5 separate regions of the Mus musculus genome follow, and regions 2, 3, 4 and 5 are each linked to region 1. Evidence: chromatin loops called from intact Hi-C (ENCODE). Cell type or tissue: left cerebral cortex. All regions are shown on one strand.

Evidence for each region. A loop is a pair of places that touch in the nucleus more often than their neighbours do. Peaks named below come from ENCODE experiments on the same cell type or tissue, not always from the same donor. Only the 100,000 strongest peaks of a DNase experiment are listed, where the experiment ranks them.
Region 2: it touches region 1 in a loop (4-fold over the local background); 11 of 42 quality-filtered maps call a loop at or near these places.
Region 3: it touches region 1 in a loop (2.9-fold over the local background); 10 of 42 quality-filtered maps call a loop at or near these places.
Region 4: a loop joins it to region 1, with 5 times the contacts of the local background. A loop is called at or near these places in 27 of 42 quality-filtered maps.
Region 5: it touches region 1 in a loop (4-fold over the local background); 4 of 42 quality-filtered maps call a loop at or near these places.

The regions. Positions count from the first base shown.
Region 1 is chr7:16,744,281-16,749,280 of GRCm38, forward strand. Ap2s1 (adaptor-related protein complex 2, sigma 1 subunit) reads left to right here. Exons shown (of 5, transcript NM_198613.2): 3 at 2,981-3,094; 4 at 4,409-4,468; 5 at 4,632-5,000. The coding sequence ends at 4,733. Among named protein-coding and RNA genes, the nearest start is that of Ap2s1, 8.3 kb to the left of the region's middle. In left cerebral cortex, a CTCF peak has its summit at 1,945 (motif pointing right); DNase peaks (open chromatin) are centred at 1,981 and 3,636; H3K27ac peaks cover 230 bases.
Region 2 is chr7:16,893,357-16,898,356 of GRCm38, forward strand. Gng8 (guanine nucleotide binding protein (G protein), gamma 8) reads left to right here. Exons shown (of 4, transcript NM_010320.3): 3 at 1,586-1,671; 4 at 1,879-2,079. The coding sequence starts at 1,588. The coding sequence ends at 2,007. Among named protein-coding and RNA genes, the nearest start is that of Gng8, 4.1 kb to the left of the region's middle. In left cerebral cortex, a CTCF peak has its summit at 1,885; a DNase peak (open chromatin) is centred at 1,855; H3K4me3 peaks cover 258 bases.
Region 3 is chr7:16,878,137-16,883,136 of GRCm38, forward strand. It overlaps Dact3 (dishevelled-binding antagonist of beta-catenin 3), which reads left to right. Exons shown (of 4, transcript NM_001081655.1): 2 at 4,991-5,000. Among named protein-coding and RNA genes, the nearest start is that of Dact3, 5.3 kb to the left of the region's middle. In left cerebral cortex, no CTCF peak of the experiment used is centred here; a DNase peak (open chromatin) is centred at 2,236; H3K27ac peaks cover 300 bases.
Region 4 is chr7:16,802,266-16,807,265 of GRCm38, forward strand. No RefSeq gene overlaps it. Among named protein-coding and RNA genes, the nearest start is that of Strn4, 11 kb to the right of the region's middle. In left cerebral cortex, a CTCF peak has its summit at 2,610 (motif pointing right); a DNase peak (open chromatin) is centred at 2,579.
Region 5 is chr7:16,911,200-16,916,199 of GRCm38, forward strand. Calm3 (calmodulin 3) reads right to left here. Exons shown (of 6, transcript NM_007590.3): 6 at 4,180-5,000. Among named protein-coding and RNA genes, the nearest start is that of Ptgir, 7.2 kb to the left of the region's middle. In left cerebral cortex, a CTCF peak has its summit at 2,774 (motif pointing left); DNase peaks (open chromatin) are centred at 2,847 and 3,827.

The DNA.
Region 1 (5,000 bases):
CCTCAGCCACCTGAGTGCATGGGAACACAGGTCTATTCCATCTCGAGGCTGGCTTCAAACTCATAATCCTCCAGCCTCAGCCTCCTTGGTGCTGGGGTCACAGAGCTGTACCACCGCACTTGGGAGCAAGAGCAGGAGCAGGGGACCCCCCCAAGGTGGTAGCAGTGTAGCACAGAGGGGGGCTCGTTCTTCCAAGATACGCCCCCCCCCACACACACACAAAGAGAGCAGGTTGGGGGTGAGAAGCACGAGGGAGGTGTTGGGACAGAGAGGCTGGGGAAGGGAATGGAATGGGGTTTCAGCATGTCCTGGGTACCCAGGCTCAGGAACTCGCTGGAACAGTGAAGAAGCACAGACCAAGTGCACGCCATACCATCCCAGGTCCTTACCATCTAAGGACAGCTCAGGACCCCCATCGCACTTTAAGCCTGTTAGAGAAGCTGAGCCTGTCTCATGGTGTCCCTGGTGCTGCCTTGAACCGAGATAACATTGAGCAGATGCCACTTGAAGTCAGCCACATGCTAAGTCCTGAGCTATGAATAGTGACATTGCTAATAATTTTAAGAAACTTAGTGAGTACTGGGACTGATGGCTCACACCCTTAGTCCCAGCATCCGGGAGGTAGAAGCAGGCAGCTGTCTGAGTTCAAGGCTAGCCTGGTCTCCATAGAGTTTCTAGCCAGCCAGAGCTGCACATTGAAACCCTGTCTGTAAAAGGAAAGTTGCATGGAAGGCTGAGGATATGGCTCAGTTGGTAAAGTGCTTACCCAGAATGCATGAAGTGCAGGGCTGGAAGCCAGAGCCACATCACATGGGGTGGTGGTGCCTGCCTCTGATCCAACACTTGAGAGGCAGAGGCAGAGGGGGGGTTCCTCAGTTACATGGTGAGTTTATGTCCAAGATGGGCTACATAGATACTGTCTTGAGGAAAAGTGCATGCTTGCAACTCTAACATTGCAGTCCATGCCTGGAACCCTACCACCCAGTGCATGCCTGGAACCCTACCACCCAGTGCATGCCTGGAACCCTACCACCCAGTGCATGCCTGGAACCCTACCACCCAGTGCATGCCTGGAACCCTACCACCGCAGTGCATGCCTGGAACCCTACCACCGCAGTGCATGCCTGGAACCCTACTACCGCAGTGCATGCCTGTAACCCTACCACCACAGTGCATGCCTGGAACCCTACTACTGCCATGTATGCCTGGAACCCTACCACCGCGGTGTATGCCTGTGACACAGGCACTGAATTCCTGTGCATGTTTATGGGTGTGGCAGGGCAGAGTACAGAGGCCACAGGTCAGCCTTGAGGGTCATTCCTCAGGAGCTGTCTACCTTGTGTTTTGAGATAAGATCTCTCATTGAGGCCTGGTGCTCTAGCCTGACAGGCCAGTGGGCCTCCAGCACTGGGGTTAAAGCCTGTGGCTGCATGTCTGCCTCTTTGCTGCAGAGTGAGACTTTATGGATGAGCCTTTCTTTTTAGGGAATGGCGATGGGGTGGGGGTGGGGGTGTAGTTTTTCAAGACAGGGTTTCTCTGTGTAGCCCTGGCTGTTCAGGAACTCACTCTGTAGACCAGGCTGGCCTCAAACTCGGATCTTCCTGCCTCTGCTTCCCAAAAGTGTGTGCTGCCACCACCCACCATTTTCTCCCAGTTTAGACAGTCTCCCTCTAGTCCTGGGAGACCTCCAGCCCTGACTATCCTTCTGTCTTTATCTCTGAGGTAACGGTTTTCCCCACACTTGAGAAGTGGATGTGGAAAGATCAAGAAAAATTTGAAGTTAGTATGGGCTATATATAAAGTTCCAAACCAGAGTTGTACAGAGAAACCTTGTTTGTACAAATAATAAATAAATAACAAGCAAAATAATATTTTTTTAAAAAATGAACTGAGCTGAAAAAAAAATTCCAGGACTCACAAACTATGTAATTCACCGCAGTTACCACCAGGTGGTGCTCTACATACATCCCAGAGAGAACTTGGGTTTGGCTAAACACCAGCCATATCCCAGTGTGCACATCCATATGTTAACTGTACACTCCTCCTCTTGTTTGTTCACTGTGCTGAGACCAGAACACAGAGCCTCATGCATACTAGGCAGGGGCTCCACCTCTGAGCCACGTCCCAGCCCATCCAGTGTCCATGCACACAGTATTAAGTCTACCCCAGCACAGGTGTGCCTCGCTGTGGGCCATGTGAGCATTATTCTAATGTTTACATGTGTCCGTTGAGCTTCCTGGAACTCTAAAATTTCAAAATGCCCCAAAATAAGAAACTTCCATGTTTTGTTTTGTTTTGTTTTGTTTTGTTTGTTTGTTTGTGTTGCCTAGGCTGATCTGAAATGCCTTTCTCTCCTGAGACTTTGAGCCAAGTGCAGTGCTGCATGTCTGTAATTCCAGAACTTGGGAAGTGGAGGCAGGAGAATCAGATGTTCAAGGCCATTCTCCCCTACATAGCCAGTACAAGTTCAGCCTGGGCTACACAGTAGATTCTATGCTAAAACAAACAAACAAGCTAAAACTTATTTTTGTTTTGTATTGAGTTACGGTCTACTACATAGCCTGGACTTTCTTCAAAGATGTGATCCTCCTGCCTCAGCCCCCTACTGCTGCCAGGCCTAGTCACAGTTCCTGCCCTGGCTCCTTTACAATCTGTTCCCTGTGCCTGGAACTCCCCTGACTGTCTTCCAACTCTCAACTCAGTACCCTCCTTTGGGAAACCTCCCTGACCCTCAGGATGAAAAGGGATTAGGGCCCTATCCTGAACCCCCAAGTCCAATCATGCCTGGGGGTTTCCATCCCACTGCCTGGGCAAGTGACCCTCTGCTGGACCATGTGTCAAAGCTGGCTGTCAATACTGCCCTGCCCTCCCCTCCCCTCCCCTCCCCGAGGCAGAAACAGCCCGTGCTCACACACACAATGGAACAGCTGGCATCTGGCCCCCTCTGCCAAGCTCAGCCCTGGCTCCTTTCTGCCCACAGTTCCGGAACTTCAAGATCATCTACCGACGCTACGCTGGCCTCTACTTCTGCATCTGCGTGGATGTCAACGACAACAATCTGGCCTATCTCGAGGCCATCCACAACTTCGTAGAAGTGAGTCAGGTGCCGGCCCAGGAGGCCCTGGAATGCTGGGGTGGCCATTTGTCCTCCCACCCCCACCCCCAGCCTTCCTCTGTGTGCACGGGTCTCTCTAATCTGCCTCTCCCTCCTCACCTGTCTCATCTGTTCCGGCCTAGTGCCTCTTCTATCTGTCCATCTGCCACCTGGCTCCACCTTGGACTAATCATGGTGTGACTGTGCCTATACAATGGCGTGTATGTGTGCACGTGCGCGTGTGTAGGTCAGAAGATAACATGGAGCAGGTGTTGCCCTTCCAGCCTGTGGTTTCAGGGCTTGAACTCCGGCAGCAGGCTTGGCAGCGGGCACTTGCACCAGCTGAGCCTCTTCCTGACCCCTCTCTTGGTGTCACAATTGAGGTTTTCAGTTGTCTGTCATCCAACGGTTGTGTCCTCACTGGTTCAGTCACTATTTCTGTCTATCTGTCCTCTTGATAACTGGCTTGTTTGTGTGAGACAATGTCCTCCCTTGTAGCTCAGGATGGCCTGGCACTCATGATCTAGGTTCCCCCGCTCAGTTTTCCCCATGCTCAGTGACAGCCAACACAACTGCCTTACTGTCTCTTCCTCCACCCACTCTGTGTGTGTGTGTGTGTGTGTGTGTGTGTGTATACAAGTATGACGTGTGCAGATCCACTGTGCGTGGGTGCATGTGTGTGCAAGTATGACGTGTGTGCAGGCACCTGAGGACCCAGAAGGCATTGGGCATTAGACTCCCTGGTGTTGGACTTGAAGGCCATTGTGAGCCACCTGATCTGGGTGCTGGAAACTAAATTTGTGTCCTCTAGAAGGACAGCCTGTGTTCTTAACCACTGAGCCGTCTCCCCAGTTGCACATATCCTCCCTCCCCCCGGCCCCCTTTTTTGAGACAGGTCTCATAGAGCCCCAGCTGGCCTCAAACTTGCTGTATAGCCAGGGGTGACCTTAAATTCCTGCCTCTACCTACCTCCCGTGTGCTAGGCTTAGAGATGTGGTCCACTAAGCAGGTTCTATGCAGTGCTGGAGATGGAACCCAGGGCTTTGTAAATGCTTGACAGACACTGAACTACATCCCAGGCCTCCCAGCCTGTCTCTTTTCCTATTTTATTTATTAGTATTATTATTATTACCACTACCATGTGTGTCTAGTGTCTGTGACATGTGTGTTCATGCGGGCACACATGTGCCGCAGCTTGCACAGAGGACAGGCTTAGGGCTGCTTTTCTCCTTTCACCATGGGATACAGGGTTCAAGCACTGATGGCCTTGTCTGTACCTGTCTCTTACCACTGGTCTTCCTCTCCTTCTCTCAGGTGTTAAATGAATACTTCCACAATGTCTGTGAACTGGACCTGGTGTTCAACTTCTACAAGGTAGGCTTGTGGATAAGTGGGCAAGAGGTGGCAGTAGGGATGTGCCCAGAGCCACCAAAGATCTGCCTGCCCCTGCCTGCCCCCTTGCTGTTTCTCTGCTGAGGGTCTACCCTCGGCTCCTTTCCCTCACTCCAGCTTTACCTGCCCTTCCTTCCTTGCCCAGGTTTACACGGTGGTAGATGAGATGTTCCTGGCAGGAGAGATCCGAGAGACCAGCCAGACGAAGGTGCTGAAGCAGCTGCTGATGCTGCAGTCCCTGGAGTGAGGGGGGCTCTGCCCAGCCCGGCCTGCTGGACCAACCTGCCTGCTCGTCCCCTGCCTGCCAGGCCTGAGGCCCACCCTAGCAGCCCCTTCCCTTCCTCAGCTGGCCCAGAGGAAGGACCCGGCAGGGTCTAGGCCACAGGGGAGGAGGCCAGAACCCACTGCCTCTGGGCCCTCCGTGGATGGCAGAGGCCACCGTGATGTCCCGAGTAACTGTGCCATTGTCGTGTGATGCTGTGAGTGTGTGTGTGTGTAGCCCCCAATAAACCTG
Region 2 (5,000 bases), 150 kb after region 1:
GGGGGTGGGGGGTGGGGCGGGACTGGGTTACTCAGTGACCCAGCAAAATAGGATGCATCCCTGTGTGAGCGACTTTTGAGTCTGTGTGCTGTGATGTGCTGTGATGGGGTGAGGCTGCTACTCTGATGGCCTGTGAAAGAGTGGGAGGCTGAGTGGGAAGAGGAGAGGCTTGTGTGCATGAGCGTATACACCTGGAGGGCCCGTCTTTTAGTGCAAGTGTGACAGAGGGACTCCAGAGAAAGACAGGCTCTAAACAGGAATGGCTGAAAGAGAGAGAGAGAGAAGGAGGAGGAGGAGGAGGGGGAGGAGGAGGAGGAGGAGGAAGATTCATCAGTGCAAGGAGAGGACTCAGAGACAGACCCAGGGCATGGAGACAGGTGGTGCTTAGGAGGAGAAGGCGGTCCTGAGGGGCTGCACCCCGGGGGAGGGGGCGGGGCTGGGAAGAGGACCAGCCACTGCCTCTGTCAGCCTCTGTCACCCATCAGCCATCCCAGCCCTGAGCTGCAACAGGTAGGTAGGAAGCTCCTGTCCGGGTCCTGGTAGCTGCTTAGATGGCCACTATCTGTCCCTGTGGGACTGAATGAGTGAATGGGTGACTGAGAGAATCAATGACTTTATACTTCCGTGTGTCTCCGTCTTCTCCTCTGTCCTCTCCTTCTGCCTGTGCCTCCCAATCTCTCTCCTTTTTCCTTGCTTCATTTCTCTTCTAACCCTGCCATGTCCCTCTCTGTCTGGGTTTCTCCTCTCCTGTCTCCGTCTTCCTATCTCCTCCGTTTCTGGTCCGTCTGTAGCTGCTTCTACTCCTCCTTTTGTTCCTCCCCCCTCCCCCCCCGTCCTCTTCCTCATCATCTCTCCCCCAGTACCTCTATCTCCATCCTCAGTCTATTTTCCTTCTTCATGCCTGTCATTTCTGTCACTCTGTCCCTCCCTTGGCTTTTTCACTTGTCACCCTCTCTACCACTCCGAATGGCTGGCTGGGTTGGCTTGCCCCAACCCTCTCCCCTGCCTGCTAATGAGCAGAGGAGCCTTTGAGGCAGTCAGGGCTGGAGAGGGGGTGGGTCCCTGAGGGTGGCAGAGGGGGCAGCTGCTGCTGAGGCCCTAATGAGGCCTCCTCTGTGCCCCTCCCGCCGAGATCTTAATTCTCAGTTCTCCCTGGAGTCGCTGCTAATTGGCCTGGGGAGGGGCCCCCCTTCCTGGCTCAGGCTCTATCCCCCAGGGGGTGAGGGCACCTGGATGAGAAGATTCTGATCAAGCACCTGTGGCCCTGTCCTTCTGGCCCTCCCTCCTCCACCTGCCTCTCAGCCTCCCATCCTGTGTATCCATCCCTCCTTCCTTTCCCAGCCCCTCTGCTCTTCCTCCAGCAGCCTCTTGATACCTCCATCCGTGCACCCCTCCATCCTGTCTTCTTGAGTCGTCATCCTTTCCTCTACCTGTCTCTGGGATCCCATTCACTCATAGTCCCAACCACGTCTCCTGTTACTGACTGGGTCACGCCACCTCTTCTCGCTACTCCCCGGGGGATCCAAGAGTGTTCCAGCCCCCAGTCCACACTCCTGCCAGACATTTAACCCCTTTCCTGCTGCAGCCATGTCCAACAACATGGCCAAGATTGCTGAGGCCCGCAAGACCGTGGAGCAGCTGAAGCTGGAAGTGAACATCGATCGCATGAAGGTGCATTAAACCGATGGGGAAATAGGTTGAGGGTCTGCATTAGGCTCCGTTGAGGGCGGAGCCTAGAGCTGAGGTGGGATGGGAAGGTGGGGCGTGGGCCGGGGGCGTGGCCAGTCGAGGCGTGGTCAGGAAACAGGGCGGGAATTTGGACACTCCCCGGGAACCAAGCTAGGGCGGGTCAACTGCATCTCTATCCCTCACCTGCAGGTGTCGCAGGCAGCAGCCGAGCTTTTGGCTTTCTGCGAAACGCACGCTAAGGATGACCCACTGGTGACTCCTGTCCCTGCCGCCGAGAATCCCTTCCGCGACAAGCGACTCTTTTGCACCCTGCTCTGAGCCCTCAAGACAGCTTTATCCTCCCCCGCAGAAGTATGAATCCAATAAACTTGGTGACCTGGTGGTGCCTGCACTTTAGGGGAAAAAACGAGTCAAGGGCAGAACGTGGGGGCCACTTTTGGTGCTGGGGGTGGGGGGGTCTGCGTCCGTCTCTTCTCTTTCTTTCTGAGCGTGTGTGGAGAGCTTTGTGGATGGTGAAGCACTGCAGCCCGGCACGAGATGAGTATGTTTCTATTTTTTTCATTTTCCCCATGAACTCGAGACACTAGTTGCAGGATAACTATTTCACATCTGTTGGAATTGAAGGCCTCCTTCTCAGTTATACAACCGAGAGGTCCTGACTGAGGCGCCAAGTACTAGCTCCCTGCCCCAGCTGCCTCATGTCCTCTATTCCCTCCTGGGCGGGACTTATGGGCCTCTCTGCTCATCCCCCGAAGAACGCATCCAGGTTTCACATGGTGTTGCCCATACCACTAGCTTATTTTGAAAACAAAATTTTTTGATGATTTCTTTTTATTTTTTTATGTGTATTGGTGTTTTTTTTTTTTTGTTTTTTTTTTTCCATTTTTTATTAGGTATTTAACTCATTTACATTTCCAATGCTATACCAAAAGTCCCCCATATCCACCCACCCCCACTCCCCTGCCCACCCACTCCCCCTTTTTGGCCCTGGAATTCCCCTGTACTGGGGCATATAAAGTTTGCAAGTCCAATGGGCCTCTCTTTCCAGTGATGGCCGACTAGGCCATCTTTTGATATATATGCAGCTAGAGTCAAGAGCTCCGGGGTACTGGTTAGCTCATAATGTTGTTCCACTGTATTGGTGTTTTGCTTGCATGTATGTCTATGTGAGGGTGTCAGATCCCCAGAACTGGAGTGCTAGGAATTGAACTAGGGTCCTCTGGGAGAACAGCCAGTGCTCTTAACCTCTGAGCCATCTCTCCAGCCCTGATTTATTTGTTTTTGTTTTTAAAGATTTATTTATTTATTTATAATATGTAAGTACATTGTGGCTGTCTTCAGACACTCCAGAAGAAGGTGTCAGATTTCGTGACGGCCGGTTGTGAGCCACCATGTGGTAGCTGGGATTTGAACTCAGGACCTTTGGAAGAGTAGTCAGTGCTCTTAACTGCTGAGCCATCTTGTCAGCCCCCTGATTCATTTTACTTTAAATTATGAATATGTATATGTTTGTGCATGTGTGCACATGAGTGCAGATGTTTGGCGTGGGCAGAGGAGGGGTGTCAGATTCCCCTGGAGCCATTGTTAGAGAGACTCCGACCTCTTACGTGGGTACTAGCAACCAGACTCTGGTCCTCTGGAAGGGCAGTGTGGGTTCTTAACTACTGAGCAAACTCTCCAGAAACACCCACACCCACACGAAGCCCTCATGTTCCTCCCTGACAGGCTCTCATTTCCTAGCCCGAGCTGTCCCTGGATTGCTTTGTAATCCAGGCTGGCCTCAAACTCACAGAAATCTGCTGTCTCTGCTTCCTGAGAGCTGCGATGAAAGGAATACATAAACATGCCTGGCTTCCCGGCCCCCCTTTAGGTACTGGGGATTAGAACCCAGGACAAACAAGCAATTTACTACAGAACCACACCCCCAACCCCTCACTGGGGGATTCTAGGCAGGGGCTCTACCACTGAGCCACGCCCCCAGCCCCTCACTGGGGGATTCTAGGCAGGGGCTCTACCACTGAGCCACGCCCTCAGCCCCTCACTGGGAGATTCTAGGCAGGGGCTCTACCACTGAGCCACGCCCCCAGCCCCTCACTGGAGGATGCTAGGCAGATGCTTCCTGTTAAACCATTTCACCAGTCCTCATTTTACTGTACGTTTTTCTTTTTCTTTCTTTAATTTTTTTTCTTTTTGTTTTTTCAAGACAGGGTTTCTCTGATAACCTTGGCTATCCTAAAACTTGCTCTGTAAACCATGCTGTCCTCAAACTCAGAGATCTGCCTGCCTCTGCTTCCTAAGTGCTGGAATTAAAGGCGTGTGTCACCACATCTGGCTCCCCTCTTAAGTTGCTGTTTAAAGACAGGGTTTCACTGAGTTTCTGGGGTTTCAGGCCTGTGCCACCAGGTCTGGTCCTCTCCTACTTACTTCTGTCTTCAAACACTAACCTTGTTCTTCATCCATCCATCCATTTATCTTCCAAACCATTCCCGGAACAGTCCTGACTTAGGCAATGCTGGGGATATGACCGTGGCAGAGACAGCCTTGGTGCTGCCTCCACTGGGCAGAGCTGAGATTAGACAGTTCAGAGAGGGAGGGAGGGAGGGAGGGAGGGAGGGAGGGAGGGAGGGAGGGAGAGAGAGAGAGAGAGAGAGAGAGAGAGAGAGAGAGAGAGAGAGAGAGACTGACTTCTGGCCCAGCTGAGAGGTCAAAGAGGGGTTCCTTGCAGAAAGGACATCCGGGCTAATATGGAGGGTTGATAAGATTTGGGGACCTGAGGGCTGAAGAGATGGCTCAGCAGTTAAGAACATTGACTGCTCTTCCAAAGGTCCTGAGTTCAAATCCCAGCAACCACATGGTGGCTCACAACCATCCGTAACAAAATCTGACACTCTCTTCTGCAGTGTCTGAAGACAGCCACAGTGTTCTTACATATTATAAATAAATAAATCTTAAAAAAAAAAAAGACTTGGGGACCTGATTAAGAAAATCATTTGGGGGGAGGGTATAGGGGACTTTCAGGATAGCATTTGAAATGTAAATGAAGAAAATATCTAATAAAAAAATTTAAAAAGGAAAAGAAAAGAAAATCATGTGATTAGTGGAGGCAGTGCTCCTGACTTTAATCCGATGGGAGGCAGAGGCAGGCAGATCTCTGAGTTCAAGTTCGGCCTGGTCTACTGAGTGAGTTCCAGGGCATCCAGGGCTACACAGAAAGAAAAACCTTGTCTTTAAAAAACAAACAACAAACAAACAAACAAACACACACACAAAAGAGAAAGTCCTGTCATCAGCTGACACAAGAAGAAATGAAT
Region 3 (5,000 bases), 130 kb after region 1:
TGCCACATTGCAGATAAGGAAAGTAAAGCCCAGAGAGGTCAAGACACCTACCTAAGGTCTTACAGCTGGGCAGTGGAAGAGATGATTGGATCTTGGACACTGAGGGCCAAGTCTCACCTTAAATATTCATTGGCCCGCACAGTTCCCCTCATCTTCCATTTGATTCCCTATGCTGAGAAGGCCACTACCTTTTGAATTGGCTTGAGTCTGTTCTGATTTTTTTCTAATGTATCTACTCTCAAAAACAGTTTGCATGCCAGGAAAGAGATGGAGAATACCGGGCAAAGCTTTGGTTTTTTATTTACCAATCCAGGGGATGGAACTAAGGGTAAGGAACAGGATAGGCAAGTGCTGTACTATTCAGCCACGCCCCCAGCCCCTCACTGGGGGATTCTAGGCAGGGGCTGTACCACTGAGCCACGCCCCCAGCCCCCTCACTGAGGGATTCTAGGCAGGGTCTCTACCACTGAGTCACGCCCCCAGCCCCTCACTGGGGGATTCTAGGCAGGGGCTCTACCACTGAGCCACACCCCCAGCCCCCTCACTGGGGGATTCTAGGCAGGGGCTCCACCACTGAGCCACACCTCTAGCCCCTCACAGGGGCTCTACCTCTCCTCCTTTGTTGTTTTCAGTTTAGTTTTGGTTTGGTTCAGTTTTTGAGACAAGATCTCAGTGTGTAACCCCTGGCTGGCCTGGAACTCAAAGGGATCCACCTGCTTCTGTATCTTGTCTGGCCCTAGCCCTCTTTTTGAGGCTGGGATTCTCTGATTCCTAGACAGGCTTTGAACTTTGCTCCTGTCTGCTTCCCAGAGCACTGAAGAATGTCAAACCCCACCCCTGGCTTGTCTCGAAGGTTTTGCTGTTTTATAAAAGTCCAGTTTCTTGGGTGAGGTCCCAAGACTTTGCCCATGGTCCTCGAAATGGGGTCCAGCCAGAAGTGACACCAGGTATGGAAATGGTTAGATAATGCAAATTTGGGGGTTCAAATCTAGGTATGTCCAGAAGCTCACAAGCTGGGACTTGCCAACTTTGGGTTTTGAAGAGCCCCCATGTTTGGCCGGACTTAGGACCATTGCCAACTCCTGTCGGCAGTGCAGCATATAGAATGGTGGCCCCCCCATTAGATCATCACCACTGGGTCTGCACTCAGGAGTGCTCTCATCTGAGCACTCGGGCCCTCTGGAGATGAAGGCAGGAAGATTGAAAGTGAGTCATCCTTGGCTACATAGAGAGTGCAAGGTCAGCCTTGGCTACCTGAAACTGTCTCCAAACCCAAAAAAGATGATGGCGTTGTAGTTGTCTTCGCTTAAGTGAAGTCTGCTCTGCTCCCATCATGATGAAGTTACAGGATGGCACATTTTAAAGAATGTGTCCCTGTGACTGTGATTCTGGCTTCCTCCCTCCCCTGCATGTCCTTTCTCTGCTCAGTACTGTATCACAGAAAAATCTGCCTTCATCCCTCTTAACAACTGTGTAGTATTCCACCACGAACATTCTAGTATTCATTCATCAGACGTTTCCTAAGTTCTAAGCCCAAGGGAGAAGAGTGCCACTGTGAACATAAAACCTCTGTCCTAGTGAGAAATCACTTCTTATTGGGAGACATGATAAACCAGTGACACTTTTTGTGCATGTGCGTGAGGAAGCATGAGAAAAGGGAGAACGACAGGGTGCAGAATGGCAAAGGGACTATTTTTAAAAGGCAGAGGATGGGAGATCACATCAGAAAAGCCCAAGCAGTGTGTGTGTGTGTGTGTGTGTGTGTGTGTGTGTGTGTGTGTGTGTGTGTAGGGGGCGAGGGTCATGTTGCACACCGAATGCAGTGGTAACCAGAGGGCCATGGTAACCAGAGGGCCAAGCAGCAGACCAGTCTGGTCCACTTGGAACATGACACAGGCAGTTGATGGCAGCCTGTGGGGTTTTTGTATATTTTTTTCCTCAGATGCCTCCTGATAGTATATGCACAAACTTTTCTTTTTTCTTTTTCTTTTTAAGTTAAGGTTGATTGATTAGGCCACGGGCATCCAAGTGCACCCAGAGTGGGGGACATTTGTTGACCTTCATTGCACAGACAGGGCCACATGGGGGTTTCTTTCTGTTCTGGGAGGGGAAGAGGCCAGGCCTGGAGGAGACAAGGGCTGGGGGGTGGGGGAGGACTGTGGCTGCTGCCTAGAGCCAGGCCAGTCTTTCTGCCCTAAATAGGCAGGGCTGGGTGCTGGCCCCGCCCTCCCGCCAGCTTCCAGACAAGCCGCTTTTGTCTGAGGGTCAACTGTCTGCCCCTGGCAGCCGCTACCTCTGGTCTCACTGAGTCCCCTGTGAGACATTCCCTGGCCCTGCCTCTGTGGCTTCCAAAATAAGATAAAATCCTAGATTTTTTTTTTAAATTGTAGAGACAGGGTCTTGTGGACCGGGCTGCCCTCAGACTCAGTAGGTAGACAAGAATGGCTTTGAACTCCTTATCCTCTGCCTCTACCTCCCTGGTCAGTGCTAGGACTACAGGTCTTTTATACAATACTGGGGACTAAACCCAGAGTTTCCTGCTAGGCAGTCACTCTTCCAACTTAGCTCCATCCCCCATCCCAGTCCCGAGTGCCTTGGTCTGTGCTCACTGCTGAGGCCACCAGGAAGGCTAGATTTACAGAGGGACTTACAGGAGGCACGAAGGGTGTGGCTCCTCCTGAAGGGAAGAATTGTGAGGCGTTTGAATTGCACTGCTTGTTTGTTATATGAGGTTGCCAGTCTGCTGCAGCAGCAGGGAGCACTAAGGGGGAACTTCCGTAAGAACTTCCCATTGGTGATAAAGGGAAGTGTAGTACCTCCCGAAAAGAGGGTCAAAACTGATGAGGCAGCCTCAAGACCACCCTTGGATCTGCCTGCTCCCGCACCCTCGCACCCCGACCTTTACCACTGAATTCTCCCACAGCAAGAAGACCTGAACTTAAAGCCCTCATGTACTGTGTCATGTGCCAGCAACATCCTACTAGAAGGTGCAGGCAAGAAGGTTATGGGTTCAAGGTCATACTCCCCATACAGGGCAAGTTTGAGGCCAGCCTGGGCTTTGTGCGAGTGAGACTCTGGCTCAAAAAGGGGCTGGGGTACATCTAGGGACTTTGTCTCAATAAGGTGCCTGCCAGTTGAGCATGAAAGAGCTGACTTTGAGTCTCCGGGACCCACCTAAGAAGCCAGGCAAGAGGCTGGGGTGAGCCTGGGAGAGTCAGGAGGGTTGTGGAGCTCATCAGAACAAGGCTAGCCTAAGAAAGTGAGACTCTGCCTCAAAAAACTAGGCGAATGAAGCTAGAGAGATGGTTCCGTGGTTAAGAGCTCTTGCTGCACAATCATGAGTTCGAATCCCATCACCACATGGGAAGCAGAATGTCTTATATGTGTCTCTAACTGCAGCTCTCAAGAGGGTGGAGACAGGAAAGTCACTGAGCACCTGAGGCGCAGGTTCAGGGGGAGATTCTGCCTCACAGGAATAGACAGAGAGTGATAGAGTGCACTTGACACCCTCCTCTGACCTCTGACCTCTGACCTCTGCACTCAAGTACAGGTGTACACACATGCACACACACACACACACACACACACACAGAGTCACCTACAGACATAGGTAAATATTTTTTAAAAAAATAAGGGAGCTAAAAAAAAATAAGGGAGCTGGGTATGGTGGCACACAACTTTCATCTCAGCACTCAGGAAGCAGAGGCAGGAGGATCTCTTTGAGTTAAGGCCAGCCTGGTCTACAAAGGGTGTTCTAGGCTATTAGAGCTAAATAGTGAGACACTCTCTCAATAAGTAAATGAACACACAAACAGGGCTGGAGAGATGATGAAGTGGCTAGGACACTGGCTCACTTCAAGAGGACATGAATGTGGTTCCTAGCACCCGTGTGGCTCACGTGTGTCTGTAACTCCAATTCCATGGAATCCAATGCCTTATTCTGTCCTCCATGGGCACCAGGTGGTCACAGGCATAGGTGTGGGCAAAACGTGCATGCGTGTTAAAAAAATTGTGTGTGAGTGATGGAATAAATCTTTTAAAGGGGGGGGGTAGCCAATGAGATGGCTCTGTGGGTAAAGGGCACTCATTGCCAAGCCTTATTACGTGATTCAGTCCCTGAGACCTACACAGTAGAAGGATCTGAGAACTGACTCCTTCCTACAAGCTGTCCTCTGACCTCCACACATGTGCACGTGTGTGCGAGCTCACACACGTGCGCACACACACAAATGTAAAAAAATAATAATAATGTGGCAAGTCAATGAGAAAGGCACCTGATCATCCTTTCATTGTCCCACCCCCAAATAAGAAGATAGCAGGAGCTGGAGAGGTGGCTCAGTTAAGAGCACTGGCTGCCCTTCCAGAGGACCTGAGCTCAGTTCTCAGCACCCACATGGCATCTCACAACCATCTCTAATTCCAGTTCCAAGGGCTCGTACATCCTCTTCCTGTCTCTTAGGGCACTGGACACACATGGTGCTCAGACAAACATTCAGCCAAAACACCCATCTACATATAGTTAATTCATTAGCCAATTAATTAATCAATTGATAAGATGCCAGTTGTGGTGGTGCACATCTTTAATTCCAGCGCTCAGGAGGCAGAAGTAGGCAGATCTCTGTGAGTTCCAAGCCAGCCTGGTCTACAGAGTGAGTTCCAGGATAGCCAGGGCTACAGAGAGAGATCCTATCTCAAAACACAAAAAGACAAAACAAAGATGTGAAGAGAGACAGGAGAAAAGCTAGTCTAATAGGGTTTCAGGAGCAGATGCAAGCATAGCTAATAGAGAATGAACTAACAAGGGGCCCTTCTGAGTCTTAGCTCACATAGATGGGGCTACAGCATGAAGACTGGAAGTTAGCCTTATCTTCCTAACGGAGATAAGGGACAGGGGACTGACATTTCCAAATGGATCTCTGCCAGGAATTCATGAACAGGAGGCAGGTGGGTTCTGGAGCCTTCTAACGGCCTTGTTTTTCTTGTGCTTCAGGAGGCCCTGC
Region 4 (5,000 bases), 58 kb after region 1:
GGGTCTTAGCATGGAGGAATCTTGAGTCTCTTGAGCATGATTTTGGTTGCTACTCCCCATGGTCATTATGGTCCTGACTCCATGGCCCATCCTATGCCATACACAAACACTACTAATGAGCTTACTGTTGAATCCTTATGGAACAGATGTCTTAAATGCTTTCTGGTATGTCCTAATCCTTATTAAGTGGTAATAGAGTGTAAGAGGATTTTTTAAAAAACAGAGCTGGGTGTGGTGTGCCTGTAATCCCAGCATGCGGGAGGCAGAGGCAGAGGCAGAGGCAGAGAGGCAGAGGCAGAGAGGCAGAGGCAGAGAGGCAGAGAGGCAGAGGCAGAGAGGCAGAGAGGCAGAGAGGCAGAGGCAGAGACAGAGAGGCAGAGACAGAGAGGCAGAGGCAGAGAGGCAGAGGCAGAGGCAGAGAGGCAGAGAGGCAGAGAGGCAGAGACAGAGACAGAGACAGAGAGGCAGAGAGGCAGAGACAGAGAGGCAGAGGCAGAGAGGCAGAGGCAAGGATCCCCACCCAGTACATGGGTGCCCTGGGCCACACAGAGAAAGTAGTGAAACACTAGTACTTAGAAGACTAAGCCGGGATCGCTATGAGTTTAAAGCCTTCTTCGGCTATAGAATGAAACTCCATCTCAAAACCAAAACTGTGGGAGGGCTACAGAGATGGCTCAGTGGTTAAGAGCACTGGCTGATCTTGCAGAGGACTTGGGTTTGATTCCCAGCACCCCCACATGGCAGCTCACATAAGTCAGTAACTCCAGTTTCAGGGGACCTGGGCCCTATCCTGGCCTCTGCAGGCACCACACACACATGCAGTGCACATACATACACATGAGCAAACACCCATACATGTAAAAGCTTTACAAAGTCAAGATAACAACTCAGTGGGGACAGGTATTTGCTGCTCAGCCTGAAGATCTGCGTTCAGTCCTCAGGATCCACAGAATGAAGAAAGAACCAACTCCTGCATACCGCCCTCTGACTGACACTCCCTCTGTGTGTGTGCATATATACACATGGCAGGACGCACTGCATATCGCCCTCTGACTGACACTCCCTCTGTGTGTGTGCATATATACACATGGCAGGATGCACTGCATATCGCCCTCTGACTGACACTCCCTCTGTGTGTGTGCATATATACACATGGCAGGATGCACTGCATATCGCCCTCTGACTGACACGCCTTCTGTGTGTGTGTGTGTGTGTGTGTGTGCATATATACACATGGCAGGACGCACTGCATATCGCCCTCTGACTGACACTCCCTCTGTGTGTGTGCATATATACACATGGCGGGACGCACTTATAATTCCAGAACTTGGGAATATAATTGGGACGTGCAGGCAGGAGGATCAGGAGTGTTAGGTTTCCTAGTGAGTTCTAGGCCAGCCTACGCGACATCAGACCTTGCCTCAGAAGAGGAGTAGGCAGGGGATGTAGCTCAGTGGTAGACGGCTTGCTTAGCAAGCCTGTGGTCCTGGGTTCAATCCCAAGGTTGAATCCTGTGATATGATACAAAACAGTAGTTTTGTTGTATCAGTGCTTTCAAAATCCTAGCATAGTGGGCTGCCTTTAGTTTGAGAAGGGAGAACCAGGTTGGTCTTGAATTTTCCATTCTTCTGCCTCCTCCTGAGTGCTGGGTTACTGATGTCTATTACCATGCTTAACTCAGAGGGTTTTCTTTCCTTCCTTCCTTCCTTCCTTCCTTCCATTTTTTTCTAGGACAAGATCCTATTTAAACAAAGTTTGTCTGGCACTGTGTAGTTGAGAATGATCTTGAGTTTCTTTCTTTCTTTCTTTCTTTCTTTCTTTCTTTCTTTCTTTCTTTCTTTCTTTCTTCCTTCCTTCCTTCCTTCCTTCCTTCCTTCCTTTCTTTCTTCCTTTTTTTCTTTCTTTCTTTCTTTCATGCGTGGTTTTTATTTATTTATTTTGTTTTTTTAAAGATTTGTTTATTTATTTTATGTATATGAGCACACTGTAGCCATCTTCAGACACACCAGAAGAGGGCATTGGATCCCATTATAGATAATTATGAGCCACCCTGTGGTTGATGGGAATTGAACTCAGGACCTCTGCAAGAGCAGTCAGTGCTCTTAACCGCTGAGTCATCTCTCCCGCCCCCCTTTTTTTTCTCTCTCTCTCAAGACAAGATTTTCGGTTTTCTTTGTGTAGCCTTGGCTGTCCTGGAACTCATTCTGTAGACCAGGCTGCCTTGTACTCAGAGATCCGCCTCCCAAGTGCTGGGATTAAGGGCGTGCACCACCACTGCCCAGCCACCTTGAATCTCTGATCTTCTGAGTGGTATAACTACATGCATGTTACACTGTGCCCAGTTATATGTGGCCCTGAGGACCAAACCCAGGCCACTGCACTTTAGGCAACCCTCCTCCACCTGAGCTGTAGTCCCTGCCCTTCATGTCTCATAGTCAAGCTACCACACACCACGTTTTCCTGCTCTCGAAAGAACTTCACATCTGGCTCCTCTCGCCTCCCACACTGGCTGCTTCCCTGGTCCAGCTGACCCCTCACCCATTTGAATGGCTTCTGAGACTCCCTATCTCTACAGGCTTCTTGTTGAACTGTTCCTCATATGTCCACAAGAGGGCATCCGTTCCTATTTTGCTTTTTGCTCATTTGGTTTTGTTTTAGGGGCAAGGTCTCATTCCCTAGTCAAGGGGGCCTGAAACTCCTGGTCTCAGCCTCCCTCCACTCCCTCCAGCGTTTACTGTTTCTTTCTTTGAAAAAAAAAATATTTTTTTAAGGGCTGGAGAGACGGCTCAGTGGTTAAGAGCATAGGGTACTCTTCCAGAGGTCCAGAGTTCAATTTCTAGCACCCACATGGTGGCTCATAACTTCGTGGGATCCAATTCCTTCTGGTGTGAAGACATACATGCAGAGGAAACATCCATATATATAAAATAAAATAAGCCAATCTTTTAAGATTTTGTTTAGAATATCTATTACTTACTCTCTGACAATTTCTTTCCTTCTTATTTATTTACTTTTTTTTTTTTTTTTTTTTTTTTTTCTTCGAGAGGGTTTCTTTGTGTAGCCCTGGCTGTCCTGAAACTCACTTTGTAGACCAGGCTGGCCTCGAACTCAGAAATCCTCCTGCCTCTGCCTCCCAAGTGCTGGGATTAAAGGAGTGCGCCACCCACTGCCCGGCAACAATTTCTTAAATGTATACAATATATATTGATCATATCCATTTTTAACTCTCTCCTCTACTCTCTCTTCTTAAAAAAAAAAAGTATGTGTGTGCATGCATGCTCCTGCACATTCAAGTGCAGCAGTGTGTGTGTGTGTGTGTGTGTGTGTGTGTGAGAGAGAGAGAGAGAGAGAGAGAGAGAGAGAGAGAGAGATGTGTTCTTTCCTTCTACCATGTGGAACCTAGGACTCGAATTCAGGTCTTCAGGCTTGGTGGCAAGCACCCTGACCCCCCTGTCTTGCCTGTTAGTTATTTCTTCCATATGCCAGGCTAGCTCTTGCCCCAGAACCCTTTGTCCCTTCCCCAAGACACCTTTGGCCTACATCTCTACTTGGGTCTTTCTTCATCTTGGACAATATTAATTTGATCTCCACCCTCCCCCCCACCCCCACCACCACTGTTACTAACCTGTCACCTATTTAGGTATTTTTTTTTTACACTTACTGTTTTTTGTGCATTTGGCACGCATGTATGCATATGGAGGTCAGAGAACAAATCCCAGTTCTCTCCTTCCAGCCTATGTGGGCTGTGGGACTCAAAACTCAGGCCTAGAGGCTGAGCACCTGTATCTACCAGGCAGTCTCCTGGGTCCTGTTTTGTTTTGTTTTGTCTTTTGTTTTTTTGAGACAGGGTTTCTCTGTGTAGCCCTGGCTGTCCTGGAACTCACTCTGTAGATCAGGCTGACCTCAAACTCAGAAATCCGCCTGCCTCTGCCTCCCAAGTGCTGGGATTAAAGGTGTGCACCACTACTGCCCGGCTCTTGTTTTTGTTTTTTGTTTTTTTGTTTTTTGTTTTTGTTTTGTTTTGTTTGTTTTTTTGTTTTTTTTTTTTTGAGACAGGGGTCTTGCTTTGTAGCCTAGGCTGGCTGAGAACTCAACATGTAGCTCAGGCTGGCCTAGAATTTTCTATGTATCTAAGGTTGCCCTTGAGCTCCTGCTTCTTCTGCCACAACCTCCTTAAGTGATGGGAGCTGAAAATAGGGTTTTACTAATGCTAAGCCAGCACTCTACCTCTCTCCCACTGACTACGTCCCACCCGAAAGGCTAGTCATTTGTAATACTAGGCACATCTGTGGGTTCCCCTTCTTGATATGCCAGGAGGTAGTCTGACACTGGTACCTACTAAACTGGCAGCTCCAAATGTGTTGGAAGATGTTCTGGTGGCTAATTACCAAGTGCTGTGGGCAACAAGATTTTCCCGTGTGATAGGCAAGCCTTGGCCAAGTTTCTAATGAACGCTGACACAAGCTTCCCTCATTTTACATGGCTGTTAGACTTCCTGGAAAATTCAGAGGCAGAGTCTCACGGAAGACCTGTTCACGAAGGAGGGGTTCGTCAACGGGGAGCGAAGATCAATAGTATTTTCACCTGCAAGGCGAAAGGTATTAAAATGTAGAAATAATATCTCTTCTGGCTGGTAGTCAATTGGTAAAATGGTAAATTTACATATTCTTTATAAATTTACTGGGGACGGGCATGTATGCTTCAACTCAGCTTGTCAGGCTCCGCAGCACATGTTTTTACCCCCTGAGCCATCTTGCTGGCCCTATTATTGTGTGGGGAAGGGTTTGCTCAGTTGTGACCTCAGGGTATCCCTCAATAGTTCCTTTTACCTTATTCTTTTGTTTGTTTGTTTGTTTTGTTTTCCAAGATAGGATTTCTCTGTGTAGCTCTGGCTGTCCTGGAGTTCTCTCTGTCGACCAGGCTGACTTCGAGTTCACAGATATCTGCCTGTCTCTGCCTCCCTTGTGCTGGGAATAAAGGCGTGCACCACCACTGCCCAA
Region 5 (5,000 bases), 170 kb after region 1:
CTCTATGTCTCTTTGTCCTTGCCCCCTTCCCCTCCCTCTTGCTCTACGTGTCTCTCTCTCCCCCTTCTCTCTCTTCCTCCTCGATATCTGCATCCCCCCCCCCCGTGTATGTGTATGTTTGGACATCTTTGTATGTCCAGAAGCAAGCACCGGATCCCTTGGGACTGAGCTATGCAGTTTGGGACGTACAGTATGTTATGGGGGTGCTCAGACCTGGACCTCACGTCACTAACTCCTCCACTGAACCCAGACCACCTTTAAAAGTTTTTAGACAGGGTCTCACATCGTCCAGATGATAACCTTGAATTCCTGATTCTTCTTCTTCTACCTCTCTAGGCTGGGGTTGTAGATGTAGACCACCAAGCCCAGTTTCATGTCCCAGAGGAATAAAAGTATATTCGATGAAGTTATTAGTGAAAACGCAGCTGAGCACGGTGGCTTACATCTGTAAATCTCAGCCCTGGAGCGGCTGAGGTAGGATTGAGTGTTTGAGGCTAATGTAGACCACATAGAAAAACACTCTCCAAAAACAGGAGCAAAGTGAGGTGGTGCCCGCCTGTTGTCTCAGGACTTTGGAGGTAGAGGCAGGAGGTTAGAAGAGGTTTGAGGTGACCCTCAGCCACAGAAAGTTTAAGGCCAACTCTGGCTTTAAAATGTTTGTGGTTCAGGGGCTGGAAAGATGGCTCAGCGGTTAGAAGCACTCACTGACTGCTCTTCCAAAGGTCCTGAGTTCAAATCCCAGCAACCACATGGTGGCTCACAATCATCCATGAGATCTGATGCCCTCTTCTGGTGTGTCTGAAGACAGCTACAGTGTACTCATATACATAAACTACATAAATAATTCTTTTAAAAAATGGTGGTTCCGTGGTCAGCTCTTGCCTAATAGGTGCCCTGGACTTGATAGTCAATCTTCAGTACCGGAATGCGGGCAGGGCAGGGGTGAAGCATTTATTTCATGGGTGTGGAAGAAAAGATCATACTTAAACTTTGCCTCCTCCTTGACCCCTTTTAGTCCCATGATGGCAGCCTGTCAGAATATACCTATGTCTGGCCTCTCACCCATTGTGGTGTGTCCTTTGTGATGTTAGGGACATGCCAGTGACAGACACAACCCTGGTTCTGCCCTCCTGGGTTTCATTGTTCGGGTGGACAGGGCTTGGAGAGGGTAGAGAGACACTAGTGAGGGCTTCCTGGAGGCAGAGGCTGCCCTGAGCCAGGGATTTAGGAAGCAATCCAGTCAAGTAGCAGGGCGTGTTTCTGTTGTGTTTTATTTCTGACTCTGGTGTCCAATGCCTCACTGGCTTCTTGGGCCTCTCATGTGTTACTAATTCATCATATTTCCCTTGAGCCCGCTGTGGGCCGGAAGCAATAACTGATGGAGCAATAACTGGCCCTGCTTGGCTCACAGTCCAGGGGGACAACAAATGAATAATCCCATCGATGTGTGTTACAGAAAGCATCTGTGTGAGGCTTCAAGTTGGGCTGTGGACAGATAGGGCACGGGACAGGGTTGTGTCTGTAAAGAATCCCGGGTACCTGCCAAAGTCTGGTGGGAGTCAGGAACAGGATGCTGGGAGCGGCTCTGTCTCCATCATGAAGACTTTATTCATTTACGGCCCTCTCCCGTCCTCTCCTACTCTGCTGGCCCTTTTTCTGTGCAACGAGTCCCCCTTCCACTTTAATGTCTCTTGACTTTATTAATTCTAAAACCTTTTTATAAGTTTTTTACGTTTATTTTTTGTGTGTGCATGGAGGTGAGAGGCCAGCTTTCAGGACCGAGTTCTCTCTTCACTGTGTCGGTTCCGGGAACCGAAGGGACCTAGGCTTCAGGCTTGGTGGCGAGCATCTCTATCTGCTGAGCCATCTCTCTCACAGGCCCTCTTACTCATTTTCCTCCTCGCACTGACACACACATAAGCTGGGCTTGTGACAAATACCCTTACTCTCTGCACTTGGGTGGCTGGGGAGGCCACAGCCTAAGCTACATAGCAAGACCCTGACTCAATAAAACCAAAGCCAGGCTGGGGATGTGGTCCAGATGGTCACGTTGCTGACTTAGCCACGCTCAAAGCCCTGGGTTTCATCTCCAGCACCATATGAAGCTGGGTGTGGTGGTAAAGGCTTGTAATCCCACAACTCGGGAGGTAGAGGCAGGGGCATCAGAAGTTTGAGGTCACCCTCAGTTGCATAGCAAATTCCGGGCCAGCCTGGGCTACATGAGACCCTCTCTCAAACCAAATCAAAGAGAAAGTAACACACCACTAAGTTTTGGGGACGTGGACATTACATAAAAGCAAAGTCAAACACAACAGGTTGCAGAAAGTGGCTGTGACCCAGTGGTAGCAATGCCATACAGTGGCTCTTAGCCTACGGGAGCAATGGAAAAGGTTCCTAGAGAGCAAAAGTCAGAAAATTTTATAAGCGTGACGGATAGAGAGGTAGCCGTGAAGGAAGGTGCCACTAATCCATTAGCATTTTATGGTCATGGTTGTATTGTGCAGAGAACACACACACCAGGAACATCAGGAGCCATGTTGAGGTATAGTGCCAGTTTGCTGAGGAAACCAGGGAGGTCAGAGAGCTAACCCTAGCGAAGGTGACCATGTGCTTCCCCTACAAGGCCAGCCACACTGCCCATCTCAGACGCCTAAAAGCTTCCTAGGTTGCTAAACAAACTAGATTATAATGAACTGTTAAACAACACAACGCTAATACACACCAGGCCTGAGGCCGAGCTGCGGGCCTTCTGTTCTCATGGCCCCATCTGCTGGTCACATTGAGAATGACACTTAGAAGGGGCCATGGCTAGCTTCATGGGCTGCCCTCTGGGCATGGAGGGGACCCTGCCTGGCACACTGTGGCCTAGATCCAGGAGCCTGACCTGGACACACACCCTGACAAGGATGTCAATGACCTCGGGTTGTTGGAATTGGAATGTAGTTCTTGTCTTTGGTTTGTAAAACCTGAGACGGGGCAGTATGATGGATTTTCTAATAATGTGGCTGGCTGGTTGCAGGGAATGAGGGCCAAGAACCACAGGCAGTGGGGGCTGGGGTGGAGCACGTTGTGCGTAAATGCTTGGTATCTGGGAGCCAGAGTAGGGAGGGGAAACCTTGCCATGCACTACTTCCCAGAAATGGGAGGTTCTACTTGCTTGGGTCTTCAGCCTCAAAAACCCAAACCAAACCCTCCCATTGACTGCAGCGCATGCCCATAAGCCAGAGCACGCCCACCATCAGCATGACAGGCCACTTGGTCCAGGCAGGAATGGGAACACACAGTGGCACAGCCCAGAGATCATTTTACTATTTCGGTAGTTATTTTCCACGTGTAAACTCATGCCCAGGGTCACTGCTTCAGCAAGTCAGGTGCGGCCACGCGGCCTCCTCCATCTGCATCCTGCAGGAGTGCAGGTGCTGTTGTGCACACACTCTTCCACCTTGCCTTGAAGAGGGGTCTGTCTGCAGGCTTGCTTCCACCATCCCACCTCCCCACAGGAGCGCTGGGACCATGATGTGTGCTCCAGTAACTGGCTTCTGGGGACTGAACACGGGTTGTCAACCCTCTGTGCTGAGCTGTCTCTCTGGCCTCCAAAGTAGCCTCTATCTAAAGCTCAGCCTTTGCCGTAGGAGGTGAGGGGTCTGCAGCTGGGAGCTCTCCCACCCCCATTCACACACCCTCTTCTACTGCAGCCCCAGGTGACTTAGAGGCCTTCTCTTCCCACAGCCTCATGGAGCAGCTGTGCTTTGCAACTGATTGAGACTGGAGCTCCCTTGAAGCCCAGGCTGGCCTCGAACTCAGGGACAAAGCTGCTCTGCTTTTCACTTCAAGTCGAATCCCCTTTGCAGCACTCCTGCTACTACAGATGCCGTTAGTGCCCCTCCAGGCTCCTGGGTGGCATACCCAGGTGGCCACCTGTGAGACCCACCGTGAGTACGAAGGCCCTGTCATCCTCTGCTCCCCACCCATGTCCTCTCCTGTCACAAGGTCTCTGTAGTTCCTCTGGCTGTAGCATCCTTCCTTCTCCTGAGTCAGGGTCCTTCAGCTGCTCTCCTGGTGACGGGCCGTTCTTCGCAGTCTTCATACACAGACCCTGACTGCCCAGCCAGGGCAGCGCCTTGCTCTTGGCGACCTGTCCACAGAGGAAGGCTGAGGACAGACGGAAGAGTCCAGACAGGTAGTCACTGTATTTTATTGGAAAACATTGATATATATTTTTCTTCACAGCTTGAACTGAACACAATATTGCCCGGTTTGTTTGTTTGTTTAAAAAAAAAAAAAAAAAAGGAAAAACAAAAAACCAAAATAAAACCCCGAAACATTCCGCAAAGTCCACAGCCTCACGCCTACCTGCCCTTGCCCTCAACTCTAGGCTGGGTCTCCTGATTTGCTCTGTCCCTCCCTCCCTTAAGGCTGGTGCCAAGGGGTGGAGAGTCTCAAAGCTGGCAGGTCCCAGCAAAAAGCAACAAGATCACCCTGGGGGGCCAGATGAGAACAGAGAAAGGAAAGGAACCCAGACCGAACTGCCCGCGTTGACTGACGTGTCCCAGAGGCTAGAGTCAGAAGCAAGGGTGCGGATCATGCTCTCCGCTGGGGAGTGGGGCAGGCAGGGCGAGGGCAGAAAGCGATGCCAAGTCACCACGGAGGGGCAGGAGGTGCCCGCTGCGTGCTCTGCGCGGCGGCCCATAGAAGTGTTTATTGCAGGTTGGTTCTTGTGAGCATGGTGGGGCGCATCTCTCCTCTCCCCACCCTTTAGTTGGCCCGGCATGTTTAGGACAAAAATCAAAGTTTTAAGGGGCATAAAGGGGAAGGGGAAAAAAAGATCACCGGCACATTACACAGCGACCATCCCCCACATCCATTCCTGGACCAGCCCTGAACTGGGCAGGTGGCTGGGGGTGCCACGGGGGAGCGGCATGGGATGTTAGCACCAGGTATTTACAGAACAGCGGGACATGGCTGGAGGGATGAGGAGGGCGAGTATGATCGGCAGCATG